Linked DNA regions of Homo sapiens: region 2 is linked to region 1. A link is a contact called in ENCODE Hi-C or POLR2A ChIA-PET data. All regions are on one chromosome and are shown on one strand. Each heading gives the region's core, a stretch centred on a gene start or an enhancer-like site at or near the end of the contact. The rest is flanking DNA. Distances are from core to core; before and after follow the strand shown. Region 1 overlaps NCKAP5L (NCK associated protein 5 like). Region 2 overlaps SLC11A2 (solute carrier family 11 member 2).

The links. A loop is a pair of places that touch in the nucleus more often than their neighbours do. ChIA-PET counts read pairs that join two places held with the same protein, here RNA polymerase II (POLR2A).
Region 2: a loop to region 1 is called in a map of CD4-positive, alpha-beta T cell, with 11 times the contacts of the local background. The contact joins two enhancer-like sites. A Hi-C loop is called at or near these places in 1 of 168 maps with a recorded cell type or tissue (CD4-positive, alpha-beta T cell). POLR2A ChIA-PET finds 5 or more read pairs at or near these places in 1 of 52 experiments (CD4-positive, alpha-beta memory T cell).

Annotation. Positions count from the first base shown.
Region 1 is chr12:49,807,155-49,811,830 of GRCh38, reverse strand. The region is part of intron 1 of NCKAP5L (NCK associated protein 5 like); the gene reads left to right. Among named protein-coding and RNA genes, the nearest start is that of NCKAP5L, 19 kb to the left of the region's middle. Within about 2 kb of position 2,311, at least 16 of the 41 ENCODE cell types and tissues checked have a DNase peak (open chromatin) inside an H3K27ac peak, as active enhancers do.
Region 2 is chr12:50,983,039-50,987,987 of GRCh38, reverse strand. It overlaps SLC11A2 (solute carrier family 11 member 2), which reads left to right. Exons shown (of 16, transcript NM_000617.3): 16 at 1-1,996. Among named protein-coding and RNA genes, the nearest start is that of HIGD1C, 33 kb to the right of the region's middle. Within about 2 kb of position 2,552, at least 11 of the 41 ENCODE cell types and tissues checked have a DNase peak (open chromatin) inside an H3K27ac peak, as active enhancers do.

The sequences.
Region 1 (4,676 bases), core at 1,062-3,561:
TTGGCAGTATCTGGGAAAATGTCAAGCAAAGATTGTTGTTTTTGTTTGTTTAAGAGAATAAAAAGGGTCCCTCTTTGTCGCCCAGGCTGGAGTGCAGCAGTAGCCGGGTCATAGCTCGCTGCAGACTCGGAGTCCCTCAAGTGATCCTCCCACCTCAGCCTCCCAAGTAGCTGGGACTACAGGTGTGAGCCACTGTGCCCAACGAGAAGATTGTTTTTAAGATTTAAAGATTTTAAGTTTTAAAGGGTAGATGAGAAAGCTGTCTTCAGGAGGTAGATACTGAAGACGTAAATGGGGAAAGTCTGGGACAAGCAGGACTGGCTTTGCCCGGGAGCAGGCAACTCATCTGCTGTAATAGTGGATGAGGAGGTGGGGAGGGTTCCGAGGGGGATGGGAGGGTGGCGGCAGGAGGTGTGAGGGGGTTCCCCTCTGCTGGCTTTAATCCTCTGGGGAAACAGGAGGGTGGTAAGCCAGAAGTTATAGGAGAGTGGAGAGGGTGTGTGCTACTCATGGCACAGAATGAGAGAGCAGCTCTCTTACTTGAGCTGGGCAGGATTGCCAGGCTGGACTGACAGTGGGGCTGAGCTGGCCTTCTGTGGTGGGGAAGAGAGTGAGAGAGCGCGTAAGCACAAGCCTGGGGACAGGAGTCCCTTTGCAACACCCACTCCTTGTGGAAAGAAGCATTGTCCTAGAATACGCAAGTTGAGGAATCCCAGGGAACTTCTTGAGCTCGCATGTGGCTATCTAAAATTAAATGTAAAATTCAGTTCCTCAGTTGGACTAGCCACATTTCAAGTGTTCGGCAGCCAGGTGTAGCTAATAGATAGCTTCCATGTTGGATAGTACAGACTAAGCATGTTCATTATTACAGAAAGTTCTACTGGACAGCACTGTTCTAGAAAAATGACTCCAACTTTTTGGTCTGAGGACCCTTCTATACGCTTAAAACTTGAGGACCCCGAAGAGCTTTTGTTTATAAATGTTATACTTACAGTTATTTAATTAATTTGTTTAAAAATAGCAATAAACCCATCACATGTTAACATATTTTATTTAAAAATTTAATTGTATATGTTCCAAAAACACAAATAATAATAAGTCATTGTTCTCTATTTTTGCAAATTTCTTCTGTCTGACTTAATAGAAGGAAGCTGGCTTCTCCTGTCTGCTTCGGTATTCAATCTTTTGCGGTATCACACAGCATAGTATCTGGAAAATGCCACTGTACACTCAGGAGAGAATGAGAGTAATAAAGGCAGATAGTGTCTTAGTAGTAGTATTAGGAAAACAGCTTTGACCTTACAGACCCCTGGAGAGGGCCACAGGGTGCCTAGGCCCCACTGTGGGAACCACTGTGGCAGAACAACAACCACTTGGCGTGAAGAAACTCATCTCGGGGAGACGGAATGATTTGCCTAGTCACACAGCACATAAGTTAATTGCAGAGTTCGAACTGGACTCCATGCCTAGACTCTTCTGCCTTCCGGTCTAAGGCTGTTTCCAGTACCCTCGGCTGGGCTAGGACGGCCTGGGCTGGACTTTTGGGAGTGGGGCCTGGGCCACTTGGCTGCAGAGCCCCTGGTGTGTGGTCCTATAAATAAACCCATTGTGTCGGCACCCCTTCCCTCTCCCCACCCCCTTCCCTCCCCCCACCCCCGGCAGCTGCTAGTTTTGTTACTGGGTTATGCTGTGGACAGGGAGCAGGAGGGCTCTGAGGGAGGGGAGATGAGGGATGTTGAAATCTGGAGGCCTTTGGGGCTTATAACACGACTGCCCTTCCTTCTTCCCTTCCTGGAAGGGCCGAGGACCTATCCTGCAGCTGGTTTGGAAGAACTCACACCATGGTGGTTGAGGTGCTTGGAGTGCCTGTGAAACGGAAGTTGGGGGGATGTAGGGGGCCCCTTCCAAGACAGATGCCTCTCAGAAGGGCTATTGTGTCTCCAGTACCAGTTGTCAGGAGGAGGGAAGGAAATTCTTGTCTGCCCTCTTACCCTGAATGGGGAGGAGACCAGTTGGAATTCTCAGGGCTGAAAGATGCTTTGGGTCAGGGATTAAGTGGCCCCTTTCAGGCTAGAAGTGCCCTGGGAGCCAGGCCTCAGTCCTCCTATCCCTCCCCACACTCCTCAGCAGCCCAGGGCTGATCTTGGCTGGAAAGGGTGTTTGCTGTGGGGACAGAAGTTGCTGTTTACAAGTGGATTCTTGGGTGTGACTGGTAAAAGGGCTGGGAGGGTAAGAGGGATTCCAGAAAGCAGCTGGGGAGGGTGCGGAGGGAAGCGGTTGGTGTTACGGGTGATTCTGTGATTAAGTGAGCTCTCCATCTCTGCCTTCCTACAGCTGCCCACCCTCCCCCACTCCTGGTCCCTGGCTTCTCTCCCTAGAGGACTCTGGGGGGAACAGCTGGTGAATGAGGGGCTCACCAGGGGCCAGGAGGCCTTGGCTAAGGGCCGGGGTGAGGGAATGAGGACAGGCTTGCTGCCGCCTGCCTCTCCAGCCCCTTCCTCCCATGCCTGGTCTCTGTTCAGGGAGGGGTCTTGCCTGTGCCCTGCTGGAGAGGAGGTAGGAGCCACAGACCCCTTCTGGTCTGGCTAACTGAAAGGCCAGGACAGTAAGATCTCTTTGGAGGCCCTGAAAGCCCCTGTCCCCTCCTGGCTTTAAGGGGGAAGGGAGAGCTGGGGCCCTCCGTGACTGACTTGGCTGAAGAGATGGTGGTCGCCCAGGTTACCCAGAGACCCCTGAGCAAGTTTCCTCCTTCCTCGGCCCTGGCTGCCTGAAAACTGGCCCCCTCCCCACACCCTCTGAAGGACGAGCCAGAGAGGACTCCGCTCTTCTCCCCCCTCCTTCTCTCCCTCCCCCTGCACTGAGGTCACCTCCCTCAGAATCAGGCCTTTGTGGATGGCAATTCCGGCGGGAGAAGCCTCCAGTTCAAGTTAGAGTTCCCAGACCCTGCCTGGCCGGCACTGTGTGTCCAGACCCAGCGTCCCAGACGTGTTGGGGCCACCAGAGGAATGTCTGAAACCAGAGCCATTCCAAAAACCCGAAGCCTGGGGTTTTCCCTGCCCCAGGTCGGGCTGAGCTCATGGCTGTGAGCAGGAGCTGTGGGTCCTGAGGGAGGAGGCGGTGCTCAGCCCCTGGGGAGGCAGCAGGGACCACCACTGCGAAGCCTGCCTGGGCAGGCATCCCCCATGAGAGGCAGGCAGAAAGCCCAGACTCCAGAGGGCCACATTCCTGACTTGGCTTCGATTTGGAGCTGGTGGTGGTGGTCTCTCTCTGGATCTTGACCTTCCCTAGAGAAGGGTAAGGACGCAGGAAGTTTTCTTTAGAAATCTTGAACTCAGACTCTGGGCCGACTCTCATGGCCCGTGCTCCTCCCCACCACCAAGCTTTCCTGCAGGTCTCTTCCCCGTGACAGCTTCCTGCCCTCCACTGTGACGGCCCTGCAGATGCAGAGGAGGCCCCCTCATCCTGGGCTGACCCCAGACCCCCTCGCTGTGAGGCCAGAAAGTATTTCTCCTGAAGAGGGGCTGAGTCCTAGCCCCACTCCAGCTGGGGCACTCTGAGAAGAAGAACTGTGACCACTGGCTGGCTCATAAATCGGAGGGTCTCCCCCATTCTCAGTGGAACTCGGGCCTCCTGGCCTGGGATTCACAGGGGCTCAGCTGTGGATCGGGGCCATGCCTGGCTTTGTGTGGAGTGTGTGGGGTCTCCATGCTCCTCAACACAGAAAACCACTGCGTGCACACATAGAGAGTCCGCAGCCAGTCCTCACAGCCTGGCCTTGCTCTTAACCTGGATGCTTTTTTATTATTTTGGGAAAAGATACTCTACATTGTTTCGTTGTTGCTTTCTTGTGAAGAACACAAATCTTAGGGTTTCCCGGTCCTTAGCGTTATCCTTTTCCAGACCCCGAATGCTGCCTTCTTCATCCCATTCCTTTCCCTCACCCTCCCAACTTTTTTCTCTTCCTCCACAGCATACCTCAGCCACACCCTAGCCCCTCTGATGGTGAGGGGATTGAGGGACACGCTGGGGACCGATGGGCAGGTTGCTGCAGGCAGTGGGAGGACAGTGGCCCAGAGACCAGAGTTGTGGGTGAGGGTGGCACTGGTCAGATGCTGGAGGTGACCTGAGACATTCTGGGTTTCACCCCATTTGAGTGTGGGAAGGAAGATAATTCTTAAATATTTTTCATTTTTTTTCCAGGCCTGTATATTTCTAAGTCTATCAAACGTGATAATGTTATGAGCAAACCAAGTTAAATATGATACATTTTTATGATGTTAAAATAAAAAACTTCAGATTATTATACAGTATTAACAATAAGCATTAGAGGCCAGGCACAGTGACTCGTGCCTCTCATCCCAGCCACTTGGGAGGCTAAGGCAGGAGATCACTTGAGCCCAGGAGGCCAAGGATGCAGTGAGCTATGAACGTGCCACTGAACTCCAGCCTGGGCAGTGAGGTGAGACCCTGTCTCTTTAAAAAATAAAAAAATCAGTATTAAACAGGTCTTCCTTTTCCTCCAAGTGTTTTCAGAAGTCCCCTTCCCACTGTTGTGTACACACACACACACACACACACACACACGAAGAAGCATTCTCTCTTTTCACTGTAATCCCAGCCCCCAAACATCCAGCTGCTTCTCTTTCTGGGGTATAGAAGAGAAGAGGGAAGGCAAG
Region 2 (4,949 bases), core at 1,303-3,802, 1.2 Mb before region 1:
AAAAAAAATTGGAAAATGCAATACATTTTTTATTATACAAACTACAGAATGAGTATGCAAGTTTTATTTATCAAAATGTAATGGATTTTTAAAGGCTGAGAAATTTTCCTTATACCTACCTTTTCAGTTATTTTAATTATACCAAATTATCAACTAGAATAGCTTCATCCATATGAAATATAAAATGAAGAGACACCTAGCTCTATCAGGCTTAGGATTCTTTGAACTTATTTCCACTTTAATTTCTCAGTGGAAGTTAAGAGGGGTGAGAAAACAAAGAAGGGGAAAAACTGACAACTAACAAAACCAGCACCACATCGCTAGGTGGTGCTTACTAATTACCTTCTCAGGATTTTCCTCAGATTGAAAAGCTTATGAGGATTTCTTGGGAGTCTTAATAACCTGCCTGTTAGTACAGAGCTTTCCTGATGATATTTACTCTTGAGCACATGTGGTTGTAAAACCTTAACTTTCTTTCTCCAGGAGGGTGGTGATAGAAACAGATGGTAGTATTTATGAACTGATGTTCTCGTGAAATGTTGAGGGTGGGGAGAAAAGACTTTAAGGGAGGAGAGCCATCTATTTTGTTCCTAAAGCCACCTCTCAGCAGAATCGTCATGTTTTTCTGATGCACCGCTCTGCTTCATGCCCAAGATGACTTGCGAGGCAATCTCAGGAGCTGTGGACTTAACCGTTGCAAAGCACACTGTCTTTCTCAGCGTTCTCTGCAAGTCAGTAGGTGTTAGTATGGTTGCAAAGTTCACTGTCTCAGCAAAGTTGAACTGGGCTACCTCTCTACAGCTGTTTCCTCAGAGGGAAAAATCTTGAGACCAGATGGTGGAGCTCTGGAGTCAGAGGAAATGGGTGTCTTCAGCACAAAGCTGCTGCTTTTACTTCAGCCACTTCTGACATTTTTACATACCGAGCCTGAGATTGTGTGATTATCTCAAATCAAATCACTTTGATGGAGATAAATAATCAAAACTGTTTTATAGTCATTGATTTGGTGAGAACAGTAATGGAAAATGGTGTTGAAGGACTTCTCATTTTTGGAGCTTTCCTTCCAGAGTCCTGGCTGATTGGTGTTCGCTGTTCATCTGAGCCCCCAAAAGCATTATTACTGATACTTGCACACAGTCAAAAGCGCAGACTGGATGGATGGTCTTTTATAAGGCATTTAAGGGTACACTACTGTGTTTCACTGACCATACATTTTTCTTAGCCCCTCAAGTAATATAGCACAGAGTTATGAATGACAATTCCCCTAACCATTCCTCTTCATATCTGCCTCTTCCCCTTACCATCGTAATTCTCCAAACTGGTCATAAAGGCACTCTGTGAAGATATTGGGGACTGACATCTTAAGCTCTCACCTGGCTGCAGTAGGAAAGGCCAAACTGACGACAAAAAAAAAATTCTTTATAAAGATGATATGGTAACATGTATCTTTGCCCTGGGTCTGGGTGGGTCCAGTCAGTCTCAGATTTACAAGCATTTAGGAGCCTAGGTAAAAGCTGCTAGTATTCTTTTAAAAGTTATATTTATGACTTGCAATGATAGAAAACTCCTTCCAATTAAATGGCATTTTATAATATTATGTGTGTACTTCACAGTGTTAAAAATACCCTCATACGTTATTGCATTTGATCTTCACAGAAAGTGCATTTTAACCAGTACTCTGGGTGCAATAAATAATATGTAGAAATTTAAGTCCTCCAATTCCAGCATATCCAGTGAGTTTTGACAGTGTGTTTATGTGGAATGTTTAAGGATATACAATTGTACTTTATATAAATTGGTTCTTGTTCTTCTTAAATGTGACATGAAATAATTGTGCTGCTACATTATACTGGAAATTAACAGGGGAAAAGGGAAGAGCTCTTGGCTCCCTTGAGGTTCTGCTAGTGGTGTTAGGAGTGGTTACAACTGAGCTTTTAGTAACCATTTAACCGTATGTAAACTTGGTTTCTAATTAAAAAAAAATTTCTTTTTCCAATTTGGTTTCCTGGGTATTTTTTTAACCTTGAAATAATTTATTAATAGGGTTACAACAACTTTGATACAAAAAATACTGAAACAGCAACTACCACCTGGAATGGCACACTAAGTCCACACTGTTAGGATTTTCTCCTTAGAAAGGATAGAGAAATAAATGGATTTAGTCCTCAGAAAGCTTGGATTAATTGCAGATACCAGGATATTAATTTCCATTTACCCACTTAGTCAAATAGTTTTACCATAGCTAAAGGTCACATCATTACCATGTTGAAACTTGGGAAAAAAATTTTATTCTGCTTTTCTCTAAGCTGACTATTTTCTACCTGTAGCTTATTTCACTGTTTCACTTTTACATTCTATATGTGCTGCCAATGAAAAATTAGTATTTGAAGAGAAACCAAACTCATTTAGCTTAAAGACCAAGGAGCATTTTGGCAGACCTGATATAAATGGAAATATTGACACCATTTATTAAAAACAAAGGCAGAGCTCAGGCACAGTGAACTTTACTAGGCACATGACAGGAAAACTTGAGTCAGCACTTGATTTGTCCCAGGAGTGTCACCAGAACTTCATTTTCCCTTTCTCTGTTGCAAGGCTTCCCTGTGAGTAACACAGTGGAATTCATCTAGGAAGAATTTTGTTCTCCATGTTGTCCTTCCTCATTTAGTGCTCTCTCTTTACTTTGGATTTAATTTCAGAACTAAAATAGGATTCAAAACAATGTGAGGATCCTGTTTTGAAACATTTCCTTTAGCTCTGCCCTCTGGAATACCTTCTGCTCCTTCATTGGTAGGACCAATGAATCTAAATCTGTCAGCTTCTCTAAGTCCCTTAGCTTATGAATTTAAAAATGGCTAACTCAGTACTGTGTTCTAAGGCCTGGCCTGAACAGTTGTATTATCTCATTTAATCCTTGTAACAACAAGAGGATCAGCCTCTATGTAGATGAGTCAACTGGAAGGCCAAAAGTAACTTGCCCACATTTACATTACTAATGAAATGTGCAGTTGGCATTTGAACTCGCATAGCTTAACTCCAGAACCCATGTTTTCATTCCCAAACTATCCTGTGTAATATATAGTATACCCTTCATGTTGGGTTGTCACCAAGCTTTGTTGTTTAGCAGCACAAGGAACATAACACACTGAAGCATTTGTTTCATACTCTGATTAGTGCTAGAATATGCATTAGGCAGAAGTTGCCAACTGGTAGATTTTGGTCCCTGTGCAGAATTTTTAAAAGTAAGTTTGAATGCTTTTGGCAAGTGTAGAGAATGGACAGGGCCCTCTATGGTCCTATCCCAGCAATAGCCAAGAGTTACTAGTTAATAAGTTCACTCATTTGCATTAGCTCTCTGCCCCCGGAAGTATTTTAGCCTATTTCCAGGCCATTTAGTCTCATTTCTCAATGTCTCAGAACAATATAACAAACATCTCCAATGAAAGTGGTCTATCAACTAAGTCATCTAAGTGACACTCTGTGGGCATCACAGGACCAATACTGCAACCCTTGCTTACTACGTATTGAAGAAGTCTACCACCATTGCTCACTTGGGAAAGGCTTCAATGAATTGTCAATATATTTAATTGCTGTTATTTACTTAAGCCTAAATTAAGCAAGCTGATGTCTGAAGAGCTGTTTCCATGTCCTAAAGCCAGTGTAATACAGTGTTTTCCTAGCCCACTAGTTGGAAATAGTTTTATCCTGGGCATCATTTGGTCTAATCTGTCTTCACACAGTCATCACTGCAAGCCTGTGAGGTTATACACTGCAGTTTGTAATGTGTTAAATATATGTGTCGAAGACTCACATGAGATAGTATATTGGTGTACTTGGCATTTTCTTTTTTTTTTTTTCTGAGATGGAGTCGAGCTTTGTCACCCAGGCTGGAGTGCAGTGCTATGATCTCGGCTCACTGCCACCTCTGCCTCCCAGGTTCAAGCAATTCTCCTGCCTCAGCCTCCCGAGTAGCTGGGATTACAGGTGCCCACCACCATGCCTGGATAATTTTTTTTTTTTAAGATGGAGTCTCACTCTGTTGCCCAGGCTGGAGTGCAGTGGTGCGATCTCAGCTCACTGCAACCTTCCCTTCCCAGGTTCAAGCAATTCTCCTGCCTCTGCCTCCCAAGTAACTGGGACTACAGGCACACACCACTAAGGCCAGCTAATTTTTGTATTTTTAGAGATGGGGATTCACCATGTTGGCCAGGCTGGTCTCAAACCCCTGACCTCATGATCCACCCACCTCAGCCTCCCTAAGTGCTGGGATTACAAACGTGAGCCACTGCACCTGGCTAATTTTTGTATTTTCAGTAAAGCCAGGGTTTTACCATGTTGGTCAGGCTGCTCTCGAACTCCTGACCTCAAGTGATCTGCCTGCCTCGGCCTCTCAAAGTGCTGGGATTACAGGTGTGAGCCACTGTGCCTGGCTGTACTTGGCATTTTCAAATGTAGCATTTATTCACATTTTACAAATGAGTAGAATAAGGCTCCAAAAGTATATGTGACATGCTGAAGGCCATAGAAAGTGGCAGAGTTAAGGGCTTGAACCCAACTCCAGTGCCTTTATATTACACTAAAATAGGGATAGTTGCTACCAATAAATTTATAGTCTGCATTCTGCATTAACTTAGAGGCTGTTGGTGCCAAAGGATAACAATAAAAGCTCTGCGTAATAATAATAGGGCTAAAATGAGACTCAAACTTGTCTCAAGGTGTATTCGAGAAGAGAAAAAGTAAAAAGAAATAACTTCATAGCCAGCCTAGGAAACATGGCAAAACCCTGTCTACAAAAAAATTAGCTGAGTGTGGTGGCACACGCCTATAGTCCTAGCTACTTGGGAGGCTGAGATGGGAGGATGGCTGAAGCCCAGGAGGTAGAGGTGGCAGTGAGCCAAGATTGTGTCATTGGCACTCCAGCGTGAGTGACATAGTGAGGCCTTGTCTCT